2 separate regions of the Homo sapiens genome follow, and region 1 is linked to region 2. Evidence: chromatin loops called from intact Hi-C (ENCODE). Cell type or tissue: heart left ventricle. All regions are shown on one strand. Each heading gives the region's core, and the rest is flanking DNA. Links, peaks and the distances in the headings are about the cores only. Region 1 has its middle 320 kb from the start of KAZN-AS1. Region 2 overlaps KAZN (kazrin, periplakin interacting protein).

What was found. Peaks named below come from ENCODE experiments on the same cell type or tissue, not always from the same donor. Only the 100,000 strongest peaks of a DNase experiment are listed, where the experiment ranks them.
Region 1: it touches region 2 in a loop (3-fold over the local background); 3 of 110 quality-filtered maps call a loop at or near these places.

The regions. Positions count from the first base shown.
Region 1 is chr1:14,090,740-14,101,325 of GRCh38, reverse strand. It overlaps a transcript of KAZN not described here. Among named protein-coding and RNA genes, the nearest start is that of KAZN-AS1, 320 kb to the left of the region's middle. In heart left ventricle, for the core only: a CTCF peak has its summit at 6,129 (motif pointing left); no DNase peak of the experiment used is centred there; H3K27me3 peaks cover 3,717 bases.
Region 2 is chr1:15,022,362-15,032,947 of GRCh38, reverse strand. All of the region lies in intron 2 of KAZN (kazrin, periplakin interacting protein), which reads right to left. Among named protein-coding and RNA genes, the nearest start is that of TMEM51-AS1, 120 kb to the left of the region's middle. RefSeq lists an enhancer at 10,060-10,586. In heart left ventricle, for the core only: CTCF peaks have their summits at 5,056 and 5,257 (motif pointing right); DNase peaks (open chromatin) are centred at 4,629 and 5,247; H3K27me3 peaks cover 307 bases.

The DNA of each region.
Region 1 (10,586 bases), core at 1,574-9,573, 930 kb after region 2:
TTCTCCAAATGGTGAATTTGGTTTATTATGATGCCGTGCACATAATAAGCACGTAATAAATAGTGGTGCAGTGGTTATGAGCTGTGCAGAAAAGAGTTAATATGGCAGGCCTGACTGCAACCCTTTCAAGGCCTGTTTGCAAGACTGGCTTTTAGTGGGCATCTGGGAACTCAGATTTGGGGAGGGCTCCCACCGTGCACTGTGTACTAGTCCATTTTCACGCTGCTGATAAATACCCGAGACCGGGTAATTTACGAATGAAAGAGGTTTAATGGAGAACTCACAGTTCCATGTGGCTGGGGAAGCCTCACGATTATGGCGGAAGGCAAGGAGGAGTAAGTCATATCTTATATGGATGACAGCAGGCAAAGGGAGAGCTTGTGTAGGGAAACTCCCATTTTTAAACCCATTAGATTTTGTGAAACTTATTCACTATCATGAAAACAGCACGGGAAAGACCCATCCCATGATTCAATTACCTCCCACCAGGTCCCTCCCACAAACACATGGGAATTCAAGATGAGATTTGGGTGGGGACACAGCTAAACAATATCACACTGATAAGACTGGCTCACTGTGCCTAAACTACTGTGCAAACAATGTGATTTAGGCTGAACACCTGTTTCTTTCTGGAAGTCTAGAATTTGTGTATGTACCAGGCAAGAGGTTGCCTATGTGACCAGCCCCCAACAAAGCCCTGGGCACTGAGTCTCTGAAGAGATTCCCTGGTAGACAGCACTTCCCACATATTGTCACAGCTCATTGCTGAGAGAATTAAGTGTGCCCTCTAGGACATCACAGTGAGGGGACTCTTGGAAGCTCAAGCCTGGTTTCCCCCAGACTTCATGCTATGAGCCTTTTGCCTTTGCTGATTTTGCTTCGGATCCTTTTGCTGTAATAAACTACAGCCCTGAGTGCAACTGTGCGCTGGGTCCTGTAAGTCCACCTGGAAACCACTGCACTTGGGGGTGGTCCTGGGGACCTCCTAACACAGGGACATATCTGAGGTCGAGCTGCGGATTTCAATCCCAGTTCCACATTCATTGACTCCGTGTATGCCTCAGATTCCTGGCAGGACTCAAATAGCCACCTCAAGTGGGGGATTTAAAGAGCCTTCCATAAAGGGCTGTTTATTAAGGATAGGCAGGGTCTAAGGGAACCGATAAACAACAGTGCCATATCCTGGGCTAGTGAGGGGCTGGTTGTTAGCAACTGGTGGGAGGGCAGGGGTTTGGAGCAGTGACAGTAATCATGACTATTACTGTGTTGGCTGCAGATGCAACTTTCATGGCCATTCTCCAGTACTTTATTGCCTTTCAGATCCATCTCCAAATAATATTCATTCAGGAGAGAGAGAAAGAGAAGGGAGGAGGAAGAGAGGAAGGGAGGGAAGGAGAAAGGTAAGAAGGGAGTATAACCACAATGCAGGTTAGTTGCTCATCGCTTGCACTGTCCAATTAACATGAGCCAGATCAGATATAAAGAAGGTGATTTATTTCTAAGCTAGCTTAGGGGAAGAAGCACAGGCAATCCACCTTTAAAGGTACCATTTCACTTTTAGAGCAGAAAGCGGCCACTTTTAAAAGGCAGGGGAGGAAGCAAGCAAGGGTGGGGTGTCTGCATTTTAGCTTTGGTGCCTTATCTATTGGGCAGTTAAGCTGGTGATTGCTGGCACCTTCGTGGGCAGGACTAGGCCAAAAACTCCTCAGGTGAGAGGGAGTTTCATATCTCTCAAGGCAGTTTCCTGATGGGAGTCTTGTAGAAATCAGCTGTTATCTCTCAAGGCAACCTCCTGATGGGTGGCAGGTAGCAGGCAGGCTTTCGTCTATAAATTGACTGTTAACTCTTGAGGAGTTCAATGAACTTGCCCTATAGGGAGTATCTGGTGAAGGAACAGGGTACAGGCTATATTTGCATTTCTAAAGGGCTAAGTAGGAAGTGGGGAACCAGGGGAATGAGGAAGGAAGAGAGAAAGAAAAATTAATAATTAAGCCATCTCTTAGAAAAATGGGGGTATGTGGTTACAGGAGGGAAGATTGATCTCTGATTTCCTTTAGTTTGATTCTTCCCCCACCCTGTCCCTGCACAGGTGTTTCCAGAAGCTAATGATTGAGTGCCATCCTGAGATTAAAGCTCCAGTTATCTAGCAAAGGGCCCTGATTCCTTATTCCCCTCCATTTGTCAAACTTCACATGGGGTATATTTCATGCCACCTTTCCTGGCAGAGTTGTCCAGGAGAGGCTACCCAATCAAACTAAGTAGAACACTGAACAAAGATAGGAGGCTGCCTCCTTTCTCCCCACCAAGCCTTAGCCCAGGCTCCAAACCCTAAACCCTGACCTAAGAGAAGATGGTAAAAGCCCTAACAGGAAGGGCTAATGGGCAGATGTGAAATTCTCCCCTCCCTGGCCTCTGAATTCCATGTGTGTGGGTGCCAACATGGGCCCCATCTGTTCCCCAGGGAGGGTGGAAGCAGAAGGCATACATGAGAAAACTATAAATTGAAGTAAATCAAAGGAATGCCTTGGGTAATGAAGAGCTGAAGAGTCCCAGGGCAGCCACACAGGGTTGGAATGCATGAGATGTTTGTAATAACTTAAAGGCATGGTCTCCAGTGGAGCTACTCAGGGAAGTCCAAATGGCCCCAACCCTACAGCAATAATGAAGGAGCAAATCTGGTAAAAGGAGAAACCAAGGGTAATGCAGTCTGGGCAGAGGGATGCTGGAGGGCATTTTGAAGGGGAGCCAGAGGCAGAAATATAAGAAGAATGGAGGCAATTCCTCAAACACCCTGGTTGCCCACAGCAACCCCTTTTCATGCAGTCATTTACATAATGTTGCAATTGTCACTTGCTGTTTGCCTTCTGTTGCAAACAGAGCTCCAGCATAAAGGAGCATACTATAGCTGCATAGGTTAATTCAACTCTCATCCACCACTGGCAAAATAAAACCCATTTAATCATCTACTTGACCATAGGGCAAAAAAACCCTGCTTTGTTTGGAAGAGGCTTTCAGTGGCAGATGCCCTCAAGCTAACCACATCCCCACCTTCTTAGTTCCAGGACTGGTCTGCATTAATGGACACTGGTTCTCTGAATATAAGATGCTAAAGTATAGAAGACACTTGAGTCAGAAGGTGAGGAAGCTGATGAAAGAGCTTCACAGATGACTGAGGCAGCACAAGGCAAGGGGAAGAGCTCCAGCCCTTTGCTGGCTGGGAGGACTTGGGCGAGTGACTCCACACCTTTGAACCTGTTTCCTCTTCGGTAAAATGGAGATAATAAAAAAAAAAAATCCTACCTTCCAAGGTTGTGGTGAAGATTCAATGAGATAACTCTCCAAATGGCTTGGCATATTTATTTTTATTTTTGCTGTTACTACTGACACTATCATGGCATGCTAATATTCCCAAAGACAGCACTTTTATGTCCAAGAAGATACAAGGAAGGTGAGCTCTGGGCTCATCTGGGGAACTGATTCAACTTCTTTCCCTGAATTTACTGATGGTTTCAAGTAGTTTAACTGAATTTTTCTGAATATTAAGATAAAAGCTAGTCAAGTTAAGCATATCTGAGAGCCAGATTGAGCTAACTAAATGAATATGAGAGGCAGTGAAGTATTCTATAACAGGTTCAATTCACAAGATAAAGAACAAACCAGATATTCACTGGTGAATGTTCCCTTCCCAACAACACACACATACACACACACACCCCTCACATACATTATTCTGTAATTGCAGGCTGTTGTCTACTTTCATTACTGACTACGAATACAATGCCTTTCAGGTAGATAGAAATCCTTTGAACCAGAGCAATCAAATTTCCTTGTGTCTCTCATTTCCGCCATCCATATTAAAGGTCACTCTATGGTCCAGTGTGGCTACTGTAGCTCCAGCCATCACACTAACATTCCAGGCAAGCAGGGAGTGGGGAAAAGGCAGGCCTTTCCAATGGCCTTTTCACTTTGTGACATATGCTTTAGGCTACAGGGAGCATGAGGCCAGTGTGACTTCTCACCTGGACTATTGCAATAGTTTTCTATCTAGGTTCTCTGGACTATGGCAATAGCTTCCTATCTAAGTTCCCTGGACTATGGCAATGGGCTCCCAACTAGTTTCCCTTCTTCCTATGTCTTTCTCCAACCTAGCCTCTATAGCACTCAACACAGACTCAAGTCAATCTATACTTTCCAACTTCCACCTTTACAAAACTTGCCCCCCTAGCAGGATCTCTCTTCCCCTACACCTCTAAAGGTCAAACTCTCACTATCCTCTACAATGGCATTTTGCCTGACCAAAAGCATCACCTGGACTTTCAGTAAAGGCACAGATTCCTAGGCTCCACCTTAACCACTGAATCTGAATCTCCGTGAGAAAAGCCTGGGCTCCATGTTTGTGAAAGCCCTGGGTGAGCTTCTGAGAAACATTCTTTAAGGTAGAGGTAGTTCAACTGTGATGCACAACAGAATCTCCATTAAAATACAGATGCTCCCTGTTACCGTTTTAAGGAGCGTTGAAGTAGGCCTGGGGATTCACTCAAGTTTTGAACAAACTCCCCAGGCAATGATCTCCAGAGTCTGAGAACCTCAGCTCATAAGTCTCAGCTTAAATCCTGCCTCCTTCTTGAAGCCTTCTCCAATAAACTGGAACTCAAGTGCCCTCTCCTATATTCTGAGGGTTGTTCTGAGAAATAAAGAATTCCAACAGTGCCTGGCACGTAGTAAGTGCTCAATAAATGTCAATTCTCCTGATCACTTGAGATATTGTCACCATTCTCCTTCATGCTCTGACTACAGAACCTATCATTGTCGATCATGCCTCCAAGAAACTTAAGCAGGTTCGGGTTTTGTCAGCAGGTGGTGAGCCATGGAAGGCAGGCACCTGCACCTTTTCCTAAACATCAGTGTATCCTCCAGGGCATCTGGCTCACTCTTAAGCCCCCGGGAGGTGCTCAGTGAGTAGCTGTAGCATCAGTTGAAAGAGGTGGTATTTTCTGACACATTCGTTGTGAATCCAGAGTAATTATTACCCTTTATACCCCTGGTTGCAGGTCAAAATGTCCTGCCTCTCTCTGAATCCACTTTTATGGGACTGTTTCTATGATGAAGGCAACTTCATCTTTTAAAAAAATTATGTAAATAATATGTGAATATATAATTATTATAAAAATAACACAGATAAAGTGAAATTACCCCTTGATTATTGCCTTCTTATTCCAATCTTTTCTATCAGATATAAACACTGTTATTAGTAGTAGACTGAGCCATATGAAATTGCTACTATTCTACCATTTTTAGCCTATAAGAAGCAATTTCATTGACTCAACAGATTGATATGCATCCTTTCAGAACTCTCTCCTATGCATAGGAGATTTGGTGATTTTAAAGCATGACTATAAATTATTTGATGCTCTTGCCATTACAGGACGGAGTCTATGTCCCATCCTTCTGAATCTAGGTGGTCTTATGCTTGCTTTGACAGTAGAGTAGCATAAGTAACATGATTTTCAAGGCTAGGTCATAAGAGACCATGAAGCTTCTGTTTGTTTGCTGGAACATTCACCCTGGGAACCCTGAGAAACCGTGTAAGAAGTTTGAGGCTGCAATCTTGTGAGGAATCCCAAGCCACATGAAGAAGCCATGTGGCCTCAGTTGACACTCCCACCTGAATCTAGCCTTTGAGTTTTCCTAGTTCAGGGAACAGACATGTATGTGAAGAAGCCTCCAGATGATTCCAGCCCCCTGCCATTTGAGTCAACCTTAAGCCTTTCATGTCTTCCAACCTGGATCCCCAGACATTGTGGAGTAGAGAAATCCACTGCATCCTGTCTGAGCTCTTGATCTGTAGAATCTGTGAGCACAATAAAATGGGTGTTTTTTCATGCCACTATGTAGTAGATGGTTTGTTATATAGCAACAGATAACTGATATAGTAGGATAACACCTGCTTATGCAACGTATGTGAATTCAGCCTATACAGGCTCAGAAAGAAAGAATAAAGTAAGAAGAAAACCTATTTAAATAACTAGAACAGGTGATTCCTCTCCACGGCATATACCTAGATGAGAGTGAGAATGAAATGGGCCATGTGGCTCTCCCAGTGGTTCTCAGCCAAGGGAAATACTGCCCCCTAGGGACATTTAGAAATATTTGGAAGACTATTTCATTGTTCACGGAAGGGAATGGTGATGGTACACACCCAGGGCCAGAGAGGCAGGGATGCTAAACATTCATCCTGCACAGTGTTGCCCAGCATAGAATTGTCCTGCCCTACATTCTTAGATACCTGTTGGGAAACACTATTTGGTCTCAGCTTCAGAGGGCCTTGAATGGGGTGAGCATCCTAAAGACACAAATTTCTTTTTATTTGAACATTGCGGCCCCCAAATGCAGGCTGCCATCTTCATCTGGTACTTGCAGAAACATTAATCTGCTCCAACACAGCAGGAAACAGAGCTGCATTCCACCTAGTAAAGATGGAATGTCCAACCCTGAAGTGCCTCTTTTCTAAGGGATTTTAGAAATAAATGTTGACTGTGTCCAGCTGTCACTGTGCTCACTGAATTGTGTAGAAAGAACCTCTCTCCCATGTGATATTCACTTCCACTACTAGGAAATAGAAAGATTCCATAAATACAGATACATAGAAATATATAGATTTTGTGGGGTTGGTTTTAAAATGATAAGTGATATTAACTTGTCATATTACTTCTAAAATTTTTAAATTTGCAATATATTTTTTGGAAATTTTTGTCTATTAGTACATAAAGATCTACTCAATTCTTTTAAGGTGCTGAACAGTTGTCTATTGTGTGGATACTGTGTAGTTAATTTAAACATTTACATATTAATCAATAATTAGGCATTTTTCCCTAGGCTTTTGTAATCACAAATAATAACACACTAGTGAAAAACCTTGTCCTTGAATTTTTGACTTACCTGAAGGCATTTCCTTGGGATAGGTATCCAAGTGAGGAATTGCTTGGGTGAATATTTATAATCTTAATATAGCTTTCCAAATTGCCCTCCAGAATCGCTGAACTATTTTCCATTCTCATCAACAGCGTTTGAGGATATTAGGGCTCAAAAAAACGATAGTAAAGGCCTCAGAAGCAGCATCAGAAGGAAAGTATCCCTTTGACCTTCTCCTGCCCTCCCGTTTCTCACTCCTCATTCTCCTCCAAGGCAAGCCATAAAAGCTAGAATCCCTCTTCCCCAAGGCAAGTCAGAGAAACCAAAACCCCCTTTCCCCAAAGCCACCCGTAATACCTAAAAATGTGACTCCAGCCTCACCGCACCTTTCCGTGTTACAGCTGGCCATAAAGAAATTTAGATTCTCATTCCAGCAGGGTCCTACCCCATACCTGGGAAGAAGAAATGCTACCACAGAGAGGCCAGGATGAATCTGAACAGACAGGCCTTGCTAGGATTTCCCACTGAGTCTATTACCATCAGCTCAGATCTTTTCTTTTTGTCCAATCGCATTTCTACCTGGTTTACTAGAGAATCTTCTTCATTGAACCTAAGCATAAAGCCAGGTGGCCTTCCCTTTACTTTTGGGTCTTCAATCTGAAGACTTTTGTGTCATGTAAAACTATGATCAAATAAATTGGTTATGGCTTTTCTTCTGTTAAACTGTCTATTGTCAGTTTTGTTTTTGTTTTTTTTTCAGCAGACTTAGACTCAAATACTCAGAAGGCAAGTTTGAACTCCCCTACAAGAATGTCCCAATTGTCTCAGGGCTTTTCTTGGACAGTGAATCTAAAGTCTTAGGAAGTGAAGCAAGAGGAATCTCCTTACCTGTCATATCAGGCAGACAGGGAAGGAATTAGTTCAAATGAATTTAATTTAGTAACTATTTAGCATATTCTATTAAAAAGCACTTTATTGAGAGGTCTCCAAGATGAGACAGCCTAGTCTCTATCCTTAAAGAGCTCTCAAACTCTCCCACAAACAAAATGTAAATGATGACATTTGAAACGGAGTAAGATAGCACAGGGGTTGGTGGTCCAGGACTCCTAAAGGAAAGAGAGCCAGCCATGGGTCTAAGGAGCTATGAAGCTTTTCTAAAGCAGGTGTGCCCCAAACTGCAAAGGATGGAGGGATTTAATTACTTGATGAGGATGAGGTACTAATTTCTTGACGGGCAGTGGCTGGTGTTGGGGCACAGAGACATGTGGCGAGGGAGAGGATGCAGAGGTGGGTCAGAGGCAGATGGCACACGCCATGGGAGCACAGTGGACGTGTATCTGGCACAGCATGGGGCAGATGCAACAGGGACTTATGGCTTGATAACAGAGTACGAGAATAAGAGAAAAGGCACCACAGGGGAAGGCTGAAACCCAGGCAAGTTCTTGCACTATCTAAGAACATGCATAGCCAATACTGAACCACAGAATGTAACCAGTTCAGAGAGATAGCTCCTAAATACGATTATTTCATAAATTGCATCTTTATTAACTTTAATAGCACAGAAAAATTAATTTCACAAAGTACATTACACAACACTTACTTGTAAATCAATGCAAAAAATTGTAGCGTTGGACAACTACTCAACCAGGAGATAAAAACAAAAGGGGAGAAAATAAAGGACAAAATAAAGGTACGTTTTCTGCACAAATAGATGGTTATAGTGTCTGAAATTCCTTTTTCAAATATAAGCCACATGGGTACCAGTGCGTGTGTGTGTGTAAGGGTGTGTATGTACATACATATGTATATATGTGTGTATATGTACATATATGTACATACATATGTATATATGTGTGTATATGTACATATATGTACATACATACCCCTACACACATACATGCAGTGGTACACATGTGAAAATATGTGTGTGTTGTGTGTGTGTATATATATATAATTTATTTATTTATTTATTACTGTTATATATTATACCAATTATATATTTCTTATTGTTAAGAAAATAATAGGCCGGGCACGGTGGCTCACGCCTATAATCCCAGCACTTTGGGAGGCCGAGGCGGACAGATCACGAGGTCAGGAGATCAAGACCATCCTGGCTAACACAGTGAAACCCCGTCTCTACTAAAAATACAAAAAAATGAGCTGGGCGTGGTGGTGGGCGCCTGTAGTCCCAGCTGCTGGGGAGGCTGAGGCAGGAGAATTTCATGAACCCGGGAGGCGCAGCTTTCAGTGAGCTGAGATTGCGCCACTGCACTCCAGCCTGGGTGACAGAGCAAGACTGTCTCAAAAAAAAAAAAAAAAAAGAAAAGAAAATAATAAAGTATTACAAGAATTCAAGAATTAACCACTACATTTAAAGCACCACTTAAGAGCCATTATTGTAAAGGATAATGATGATGACAGTAGCAACAATAATCATCATAAAAATTACAGTGTGTGTCCATGGCCCTTTTAAAGCATTTTCACATTGTTAGCGTGCTCTTTCACAATCACCCTATGGGGTAAGCCAAAGTCTAAATTTTCTGATCACCAAAGTACCAAGCAAGGTTAGCATGAATTAGAGAAGGAATTTTTCACCTGGATTCTAGTCTTCCAAGGTTTCTGGGACAGACTTTGGAATTATTTTATACCTCTTAATTTGCACGCTATACATGACCATGTGCATTTTTCCTAGGAGGGGGTCCATAGATTTAACAAACCCATAGGCCCCCAAAAGTTATGAATCATTGAAATAGAGAAAGAAATAGCTATGAATTTGGCATTATCAAAATGTTGACATTCACAAAATGTTTTGACATTTTTTAAATGTTACAGTAAGATGTATTAATTGATGTTTTTACCTTTAGCTATGCAAATAAAATTAATAGACATGACTTCTACTTCTGACCATGATGGAGTAATCAAGACAAAATTTACCTTCCTAAGGCTAGAAAAACTGAATGCACACACACACATACAAGCACACATACATACACACACTTATAGCAACAGTTTCCAGACATCAAACAACAAGCACCAGAGGAGAGCTATCCTTAAGAGAAGAGGAGAAGGAACAAAAGGAGCTCTGCTATTTCTTCAGCTCACTGCCTGAGAGTTTTCAGACCAAGATGCAGTGAGAGGGAACCACACAGAGCCTGGTGGTCTCACTGAGCGGAGAAAAGAGATTGGAGTTTGAGAAGGCCAGAGTGGCTGAGGTTTGCATGGCAATATACCAAGAGGAGGGAATTGCACAGGTAAATTTGTAAAGGGAATTCCTCTAGTCTTTTTTTTTTTTTTTTTTTTTTTTGACAGAGTCTCACTCTGTCACCCAGGCTGGAGTGCAGTGACATGATCTCAGCTCACTGCAACCTCTGCCTCCTGGGTTCAAGCAATTCTCCTGCCTCAGCCTCCTGAGTAGCTGGGATTACAGGCATGTGCCACCATGCCCAGCTAATTTTTGTATTTTTAGTAGACACAGGGTTTCACCATGTTGGCCAGGCTGGTCTCGAACACCTGACCTCTTGATCCACCCACCGCGGCCTCCCAAAGTGCTGGGATTACAGGCCTGAGCCACCGCACCCGGCTGTTCCTCTAGTGTTTAGCTGAGCATTGATCTGTGTTCACATGGGAGGAAATACCAGAGACCAGAAAGAATGGCCAGAGAGCAGCAGACAGAA
Region 2 (10,586 bases), core at 1,457-9,456:
AGACAGAGTCTTGCTCTGTCACCCAGGCTGGAGTACAGTGCCGCGATTTCGGCTCACTGCAATCTCCGCCTCCCGGGTTCGAGTGATTCTCCTGCCTCAGCCTCCCAAGTAGCTGGGATTGCAGGTGCCCACCACCACCCCAGGCTAATTTTTGTATTTTTAGTAGAGATGGGGTTTCACCATGTTGGCCAGGCTGGTCTCGAACTCCTGATCTCAAGTCATCTGCCTGCCTCAGCTTCTCAAAGTGCTGGGATTACAGGCATGAGCCACAGTGCCTGGTCCCTGACTATTTTTGATCCACAGTTCATTGAATTCATAGATGTGAAACCCATGGATAAAGAGGCCAACTGTACTGATATTTGCAACAACATGGATGAACCTTGAAAACATGCTAAGGGAAAAGGCCAGCCACTAAAGGCCATATATTATGTGATTCAATTTATATGAAATGTCCACAGCTGGGCGCGGTGGCTCATGCCTGTAATTCCAGCACTTTGGGAGGCTGAGGCGGGCAGATCACAAGGTCAGGAGATCGAGACCATCCTGGCTAACATGGTGAAACCCCGAATCTACTAAAAATACAAAAAGTTAGCCGGGCGTAGTGGCAGGTGCCTGTAGTCCCAGCTACTCGGGAGGCTGAGGCAGGAGAATGGCGTGAACCTGGGAGGCAGAGCTTGCAGTGAGCCAAGATCGCGCCACTGCACTCCAGCCTGGGCAACAAAGCAAGATTCTGTCTCAAAAAAAAAAAAAAAAGAAAAAAAAAAAAAGAAATGTCCACAATGGGAAAATCTATAGAGACAGAAAGGAGATAAGCGTCTGCCTCGGGCTGGGTGTGGGGGTGGATCGGGGAGGGAGGGGTGGTAGCTAAGAGTATGGGATTTTTTTTGAGGTGGTAAAAATGTTCAAACATTGGTTATTGTGATGGATACATAACTCTGTGAACATACTAAAAACCACTGAATTGGACACTTAAAATGGGTGAACTGCATGGTATGTGAATTACATGTCAATAAAGCTGTTAAGAAAGCAAAACAAAATAAGGCTGGGCGCCTTGGCTCATGCTTGTAATCCTAGCACCTTGGGATCTTCCAGGAGGATTGCTTGAGTCCAGGAGCTCGAGACTAGCCTGGACGACATGGTGAGACCTCATCTTTACAAAAAATAATAATTAAAACAATACGCTGATTGTGGTGGTGCATGCCTGTGGTCCCAGCTACTTGGTAGGCTGAGGTGGGATGATTGCTTGAGCACAGGAGGTTGAGGCTGCAGTGAGTCATGTTCATGCCACTGCACCCCAGCCTGGGTGACAGAGCAAGATCCAGTCTCTAAAACCAAACCAAAGCAAACCAACACAACACAACACAACACAACACAACACAACACAACACAACACACCCTGAGTAGCTGCCTGGAAGCAGCATGACTTCTGTCCCCTCCAGACTCTCCTTCCCCACAGCGCTGGCTCCTTGGTGCACGGAACAGACTCAGGGCAGCCTCTGACTGCAGGGTGGGCTCCACGGCCTTTGCCCAGACCCCTAGCACTCCGTCCTTTTCCTGGAGAGAATACCAAGGAGGGGTTTCTGAGGCTAACCCCTCTCCACAGCCTCCTTGTGTCTGGAGTTGTGGAGGTGGTGGTGGGGGTTAGGGAGGCAAAGCAACTCTATGACTCTGGAAACTTCCAGCCTGACAAGGCCAGAGTGGTCATTTGTTTAAAATCACGCAGCCATGTCTGACCCCAAAGTCGACACCCGACCCTATGTTCTGCTGCCTCCACATTGAAGCTCCCTAAACCTGGAGGGTCCCCAGCCCCAAGGCTAGCTGAGGGCAGAATATGGGATGGCAATGACTGTGCCATCCCATCTTGTCCTGAACGTCCAATCCTGCAGACTCAGCCTGTGTACATGAGAGAGCTGGAGACACCAGGTATGGCCTAAGGACTGAGGGATCTGAGCTCCTGGCCCAGTGTCCAACATAAGCTCCCCAGGTGGAAGGCAGGCCAGCTGGGCCATGTCACCACGGGGAGGAGGCCCACGCAGTGGGGACCCCAGGTCTCAGGCAGCTGTTTAAATTCCAGCTTTGAGCTTCCTGGCTCCCACAGCTGGATCTGTCCTCTCCTGCCTGGCTTGGCTGAGCAGCAGCTTAGGTCACCAGGGCCGGAATTCCAGGCCTGCTGGGCTGGAACCTTAAAGGGCTGGGATGGTAGAGTCCATGGAAAGAGGACTCTTCTGCTTCACTCCTGCCAGGCAGCGGGTGGGCCCTGCAGGCCTCAGGCAGTGGGTGGGAGGCCCCGGCACAGCTAGGCTAGTTTTGTGCCCTGCCCCCTAACATGATGCGACCACATTGCTGGTGAACCTCATATTAAGATGACCCAACATCTAAAGATGTATGACCAGGCGCGGTGGCTCAGGCCTGTAATCCCAGCACTTTGAGAGGCGAGCGGAGCACTCGAGGTCAGGAGTTCGAGACCAGCCTGGCCAACATGTGAAACCCCGTCTCTACTAAAAATACAAAAATTAGCCGGGCGTGGTGGCGTGTGCCTGTAGTCTCAGCTACTCCAGAGGCTGAGGCACAAGAATCGCTTGAACCCTGGAGGCAGAGGTTGCAGCGAGCCGAGATTGCACCACTGTACTCCCACCTGGGAGACAGAGTGAGACTCTGTCTCAAAAAATAAAGTAATACATAAAAATCAAAATAAAAATAAAGATGCATCCCGGTCAGAAGGCTCCTTAAGGAAGAGCCGGGGCCCCGCTGTCGCTGATGAATGGGAAATTTCCATTTGCACATGCGCATGGGATCCTGGCCGCCCTCCTAGGAGAGGCAGGTGCATGGGTGAGTATTTTTATCATCCCATCTCACAGAGGGGGAAACGAAGACCACACAGCTGGTTAATGGCACAGCTGGGGTGGAATGGGTACCTGACTCAGTTTCAGGCTGGTTTCATGCTGGCGGGCTGGAGAGTAGCAGGAGAGCACTGCTGAGCTTGGGGAGTGGCTCCTGGAGGGCAGGGGCGCTGACCCCAGCCATGCTATCACTGTGGCTTCCTGGAGCCTCACTGGGCCCTCCTGCTCCGGTGGAAAGAAGCTGCTACTCAGCAGGTCGCATGGGCTCCCTGGGGGATTTACACCGCTGCCCTCTGGTTGGCAGGGAAATCATGCCTCTGCTTTCTGGTTGGAAATGAATGACCCCTGCCCGCCTAGGCTCTGAATTGCCTCCTACATTACCCACATCTCCATGAGAACCAAACTCCAGACTCTGCTCTTGGCAGTTGGAGACCTTGGGAGGGGAACCCCCCCAGCACCTCAACATGGCATTCCCAGGCCTTTCCTCTCACAAATGGCCTTTGTGGGGGTGCAGTGCAGCCTCTTGTGGCTTCTGTGGGTCTCCCTGCTGCTCCATCCTTGTTATCATTTATCCGGCAGTCCAAGGGGTGTGTGTACGTGTGCCTGGCTTTGCGTGTGCAACGTGTGGGCTGCCTCCATGGTGGGGTGCAGGCTATGCCTCCTGCATCTAACCTGGGGCTCTCTGAGAGCAAGAGCTGAGCCTGTGCCTTTAGATTATTCGCTTCTGCCTAAGAGGGGACCTGCGGCTCTCCCCAAATAGTTCAATTAAGCACCTACTGTACGCCAGGCTTGCTGCTGTGAGGACAGGAGTGAGCCAGACGTGGTTCCTGCCTTGTGGGAGGCTGACGCTCTCATAGAGGAGACAAACTCACACCTATGGCTGGCACTGGCACCATCCACCCTCCTCCTCACCATGATGCTCCAATTCTGTTTGGTGGGGAATGTGTCCACCTAAAATGTTCAATTTCCCAAGCTCCCTTGCAGCTACAAGCGGCAGGTGTCACAGTTCTGGCCATTAAGATGCACACAGATGCCCACTGGGAAATCTAGTTTTCTTTATAAGCCCTTTTTTGAGCACAAGGATGGAAGATATGAGCTAAGAATGGGGAGGAGAAAGAAAAACAGAAGAGGCCAGGGTCCCCGATGGTACCACCCAGCCGGGGATGCCTTACAGCAGGAGAATAACAAACCCCAATATTTTGGGGGTTTATTGTTACATGCAGCCCAGCACATTCCTAACAGACACACCAGGGCAGGCTGTGAGTCATGCTGCTACCCTCTCCCATGAGGCTTCACTTCATGGTTCTTTTCCACGGGCGCTCCTCGCTCTGCCCACCTCTGGGCTGGACTCTGCCAGGCTAATGACCAAGACAACACAAAAACTGAATCTTTAGGAATGAATGCCAGGTGAAGAACAACTACAAATAACACAAAGGTGCCACAAGTTCTGTCGTGTACACAAGGAGGCGACATCCAGTTTGCACATGGCAGGTGCTGCAACTCTACACAAACAAGGAGGCTGGTGCGATGGGCCCCCAAGAAATAATTTAAAATCTACACACAGCTATGAAAATGATGCAATGGAACTCTTCCTTTCTTCCTCATAGCTCTGCTTTTTTCTCTCCTTCAAAACCTGTTCCCTAAATGCTCCTAATGCAAGATGAGCTGCCAGCCTGCAAGGCATGGCTGTGTTTCTCTGGGACTGGCCTCCTGACTCAGCTCCTAGCTCCCCAGCGCTCTGCATGACTTCCCAATCATCTGGCCTCACCCACGCGGGTCCTATTCCAGCAGCCAAGCCACTGGAACCACTGCCATGGTGACTGGTGATGTCACGCCCAGCAGGCCCTGCAGGATCATGGAATGAGACCAGCCCGCTCCTGGGAATGTGGGGACTCTGGAGGTGGGAGGGAGGGTGTGTGGGAGGCACTTATTTTTCCAACTCAGAGGTGGCCACATGCATGCCTGAGACCAGGGTGTAACCAGGGGCCCAGCTGTGGCCCCACGATGATGGCACGTCTCTGAGCTGGGCCCTCCCAGGCGAAAGACCGAGACAACACAAAAGCTGAATCTTTAGGAATGAATGCCCAGTGGAGACAAACTAAAAACGACACAAAGGAGCCTCTGGGCTCTGTCGGGTACACAATGAGGTGACATTCAGTTTGTCCTCAAGCTCCCACCACAGACCTTTCTTCCTTCTCTGGCTTCGGATGCCACAGCCCCTAACCCAGATGTGGGACAGGACGGAGCGAGACTCCGTCTCAAACAAACAAACAAACAAACAACCACTGTGGGCCCAATCCTGGATGTCGCAAGGTCAGGAGCTCTTGTAAAAATTTCCAGCCTGGGTGTACCCTGGACAAACATGCGCTCAGAGGTGAGGAGGGAGGAATCGGTCCACGTCAGACGATCCCAGCTGCTGCCAGCAGGGGGCCCCCCTTTCTTTTCCATGCAATGTTCCTGACCCATGGAACCTTCAGGAACTACATTCTGCGAAATGAGGGGTGGGCAGGTAAGGGCCAGAAAGCCTGGCAAACCAATCTGGCAAACTTGAACTTCTAATAAACACCCATCAGAATGTGAGGCTCTCGGAGTTCTTCTAGCTCAGCTTCCCTTTACAGATGGGGAAACTGAGGCCCAGAGACGAGGCAAGAATGCCCAATGCACAGAGAGTCAGCTGAGGTCTCCCAACTCTTAGGCCAAGGCAGCTGAGTTAGAAGCACTGGCTTGGGGCCGGGAGCGGTGGCTCACGCCTGTCATCCCAGCATTTTGGGAGGCCGAGGCGGGCAGATAACGAGGTAAGGAGAACCAGACCATCCTGGCTAACATGGTGAAACCCCGTCTCTACTAAAATTACAAAAAATTAGCCGGGAGTGGTGCGGGCGCCTGTAGTCCCAGCTACTGGGGAGGCTGAGGCAGGAGAATGGCGTGAACCCGGGAGGCGGAGCTTGCAGTGAGCCGAGATCGCGCCACTGCACTCCAGCCTGGGCGACAGAGCGAGACTCTGTCTCAAAAAAAAAAAAAAAAAAAAAAAAAAAAAGAAGCACTGGCTTGGGAATCTGCCTAAGTTTGATTAAGCCTCAGTTTCCTCATCTGTAGACGGCAGCTGACAGTACAGTCAACCTTGGTATTGTGTGGCATTGGTTCCAGGAGCTCCCCCAAATACCAAAATCCACCGATGCTCAAGTCCCCGATGAAACATAGTATTTGCAAATTATCTACACACGTCCTCCCGTGTACTGTAAATCATCTCTAAATTACCTATAATACTTTATACAATGTAGATGCTATGTAAGTAGTTGTTACACTGCATTGTTTAGAGAAAAATGATAAGAAATATGTCTTGTGCATATTCAGTACAGGCACAACTATCCATTTTTTTTTTTTCCAAATTATTTTCGATCCTTGGTTGGTTGAATTCATCGATGTGGAACCCATGGATCCAGAGGGCTGAATCATTTCTGCCATAGGGACAAGCTATCTGGTCTTGAGTGACTGTGGGGTGCTGACCTTGAGCATTTTGGGAGACGAGAACCTCAGAAAGACACAGCTTCAGAGTTGGGGGTGGGGGTCCCAGGTTCTGGTGCTGCTTTTTTCCCCCGCTCTAAGCCTCGGTTTTCCCCCAGCATAATGAGGGTGTTGGAGTCTGTGAGCTTCCTTTTAGCTTCTGAAATCCCAACAGACCTCACCTTTGTCACTTGCTCCTTAGCAGCTGCGGGGCCTGAGACCCCACATGCAACTTCTCTGAGCTTCCCTATCCCCAGCTGTTAAGCTGTGCATGATCGTCTCCACCTGGCAAGGCTCTATGTGACAGGACCCAGGACAGAGCTCAGCTGCATACAGCAGGTGCTCAGTGTTAACCTCTCTTCCTATCTTCCAGCTCCCCGTGGCTCCCAGGCCTGAGCTCAGGCTCTAGGAGGCCCCAGAAAATACAGGCTGACTTGAGCAATAGGCAGGTTTCCAAGTAAAGAGCCCCGGGGAAGAGACCCAGGTCAGGGAGAAGGAAAGGGCCAGTCGAGGGCAGCAAGTTCAAGGCCACAAATTTATGGTCCTGGGATGGGCGGACAGCAGTTTATTTGTTTTTTTTTCCGTTTCAAAGATGAGTAAGGTGAGTTCGGAAGAGGTTAAAGTTTAACCTGCTTTATAAAGGTTAATCAGGTTCTCGTCACATCAGGTGGTGCTCAGGTCTTGAACTCCTGACCTCAAGTGATCCGCCCGCCTTGGCCTCCCAAAGTGCTGGGATTACAGGCCTGAGCCACTGCGCCCAGTCTGCTCCCCACAATGTTAATTTCCTTTATCTTCTCACCACGAGGTGAAGTGGGTTGACCGGCTCGCGCAGCCAACAAGTGGCTGACCTGGAACTTGATCCCAGAACTTTGTCGCTCAGGCCCATGATCTTTCCAGATGACCCATAGACTCTCTCTCCAAGTGCACCCTGGAAAGTTAGTCAGCATGACCCTTCCAACCTCCTGCCTGGGGCAGGAAAGGCAAATATCTGGAATAGCTTCTTATTTTCCAGTAACACGCCAGGGAAGACACGACTAATCAACTAGGCTCCCTAGGAAGCTGGGTTGATTAGGGATGTCTGCCATGGCACGGGAGGGAAACAGGGCAGGTTTGCCAGCTCTGCCCCTGACAGGGAGGCAGATGCCAGTAGTGCCTGATCAGGGCTGGCATGTTTGAGAACTATTCTGGTCAGCGCTGTGCCAATTACCAGCATACTCCATGGAACCAAGGGCAATTCTACTTAACCAAAAAAGTGAGAACCAATTTTCTCAACTGGTAGAAAATGAGTCTATTCACACCAGTGAGATGGTGGCAAAAAAACTCCAAACAGCATGCTTAAGGGTGAAAGAGCAGACTTTATTTCCCTCACCTGGGCCAAAGGTAAGTGAAGGATTAATGAGTTTACTTATTTTCATGTCCACTCCCAACCTGTGATATTAAGTTCCTGGAGGGCAGGGACCTGGTCTGTCCTGTTCACTGCTGTATCCTCCACAACGACAGCAGTGCCTGGCACATAGTAAGTGCTCAGGAAATAGTGACTTTCAAATGAATGACTGAATTAGGTGGACAGCCCCAGGGACAGCAGGATCCTGTGCCATGAGGGCAGAGGACATCTTGTTTTTCTTTGCCTGTCCCCTCTTGCCCTCCCTGGGAGGGACAGGCCATGCTGATTTCCCTGTGCCTCCTGACAGAACCCTGAGCATCAGTCCTGGTGATCTCGGAGCTGGCCACGGCATGGCTGAAGTTCTTATTAAGCTGCCTTGGGCTTGGTGAACTGTGTCCACATCCCAGCCAGGAATGAGAAGACTCAAGTGGACCAAAGTTTCTGCTAATCCAGAGTGCTCAAATTTTAAGGTGCCCAGGGCTGGGGAAAGACCCCAGACATTGTGCTTCCCACAGAGGTGAGACCCCAGGTCCAGGAGTGTGAGGGTCACTTCCCCTACCAGGCTCTCCCGCTATTAGCCTGGCTGCTGCTGTGCCTTCCCTCCGCTGGAAACTGAGGCCTCCCCTTTTCTACAAGAGGCTCCTCGGACCATCTGAGTTCTTTGCACTTGGCATGTGCCCTCTATTGAATTTTTCTCAGCATCATTGGAACATGCAATTCTCTCTCACATCTTTCACAGAAAACCTTCATTTGATCCCATGTCCCTCTCCAGCTCTCATTCCATTTCTCTTCTTCCTTTTGGAACAAAAATGTTCAAAAGGGTTGACCGTATCACCGTCTCCATTTCCTTCCCACCATCCTCTCTGGGACCGGCTCTGGCTTTTCCATGCCGGTCGCCAACGACCTCTGAGTGTGAATCCACATTCTCCATCTGATGAGCTCTGCCTCCAGCAGGCGATGCAGGTGATGACAAGTCTTCGCTTGACCTCCAGGGCCCGTGTTCCTGGTTTCCTCTCATTTCTGCCTGCTCCGTTTTGGACTCTGTTCCCTTCTGACCTCTGGGCATTGGTGGCTTCAGTCCAACCACAGGCTTCAGCCTGGACCTCATCCCTGAACTCCAGACCCAGAGCCCAGAGCATCCACACCTCTGCTTGAACCTCTAAAAGCAACTCAAACCTAACACATCCAAGATAGTCCCTGACCAGTCCCCAAGAATCTGCTCTTCTCAGTGCCCTCAAACTCAGTTCACAGTGGCCTTAGCCTTCCTGTTGCTCTGGCCTTAAACTCTGGAATCTTCCTTGACCACCCCCCCAAACTTTTCTCATACTCCACCCCCAATTAATCAGCCGACCACGCCAGCTCTGCCTTCAACATGGCACCAGGACCTGGGCCCTTTTTACCACTCCTCAGTCACTACCCTGCTCACCCACCCGGGCTGTGTCCCCACCCCCACCCCCATATCTGGGTCACACGGTAGTCTCCTAACTGGTTTTCCAACCCTTCAGTAGATATCAATCCTGCCATGGAGCTGTCCCCTTAAAAGGCAGCTCAGACCATGTCACTTCTCTGCTTCTCTCCCACAACTCCTGTCCCCATCAAGGGGGAGCGCAAAGTCCTTCCAATGGTCTACAAGGACCCCCCCAAGATCTGTCTCCAGGTCCTGTACCCATCCTCCCCCAGCTCACATTCCGGGGAAGCTGCCCTGGCCTCCTGGCTGTCCATGCACTGGCCTCCTTCCTCGGGACCTCTGCATGAGCTGTTCCCTCTGCCTGGAAGGCCCTCCTTCCTTCCCCCTCCTACCCACGTGTCTCACTTCCTCCCATCTCCTCTTTATTCAAACATGCCTTTCTCGGCAACCTCTTCCCTGGACACCCTTCCCTGTTCTTTGTTTTCCTTTGAACTGGCCACCAACTTAACACTGTGTATTCTGTGTTTATCGTGGGAAATGTTCACTGAAGCAAGCACCTCCTCCTTTCCCCTGAAGACTCCCCTACCCCATAACCTGCTGAGAATTCAATGCAGCTTGTTCCTGGATTTCTAAGCCCACAGCTCATGCTAAGCGTGATCATGGCCTTGCCCATCCACTACCCGGCCCTACAGGAATCCGCACTAGCAGCCTGGAAACCAGACCCCCAGCTCAGGACCTACCCACCCCTAAGACTAGCCTAGAGGCCACCTGAAGGCAGGGCCTGGGCCTCAGCTATTTCTAGGAGCTGGCATTCGGCACAGCCCCTGGCAGGTAAAGGAAAGGGTTAACAGGTAACCTGGGGGCTTAAGCAGGCTGTCAGAGGCTCAGTGCTCACCATTTCCAAATATCCTAATCTGCCCCTTCCCTGGTTCTCCAGCTGAGGGACCCAGGACCATCCAGGTAGAACCCGCAGCTGTGCACAGAGCCTACCAGGGATCATGAGTCAGACAGGTGCATGAGCGGGGACCTAGAACACCAACCCCACCTAGAGGGGGTGACTGACCGAATGTGGCCCAGTCATGCCAGGCCTCCCAAAGTTTTGAGAAAATTCCCAACTCCAGGTGATGGCTACTTCCCATGCCTTAAATGTCTCCCAATGTTTCCACATTGGCAACTGATCACAAGTCCAGCCATGTCTGTGGGCTCGGCTGGGTGCTGACTGCTGACCTGAGTGAGTGTCCACGGAAGAGGGAGCAGGAGAGACTTGGGCCCATCCATGGCTGAGGGACCAGGCTCTACAGACAGAGGCCTGGACTCTCAGCCTGGCCCTACCATTTGCTTGTTGTGACCTTGGGTAAGTGCCTTTTGCCTCACGGTCAAATGGGGATAATAGTATTGAATAATGCGTATTGAATGAGAGCAAAAGCTCCCCAACCGCAAAACTCCGGTT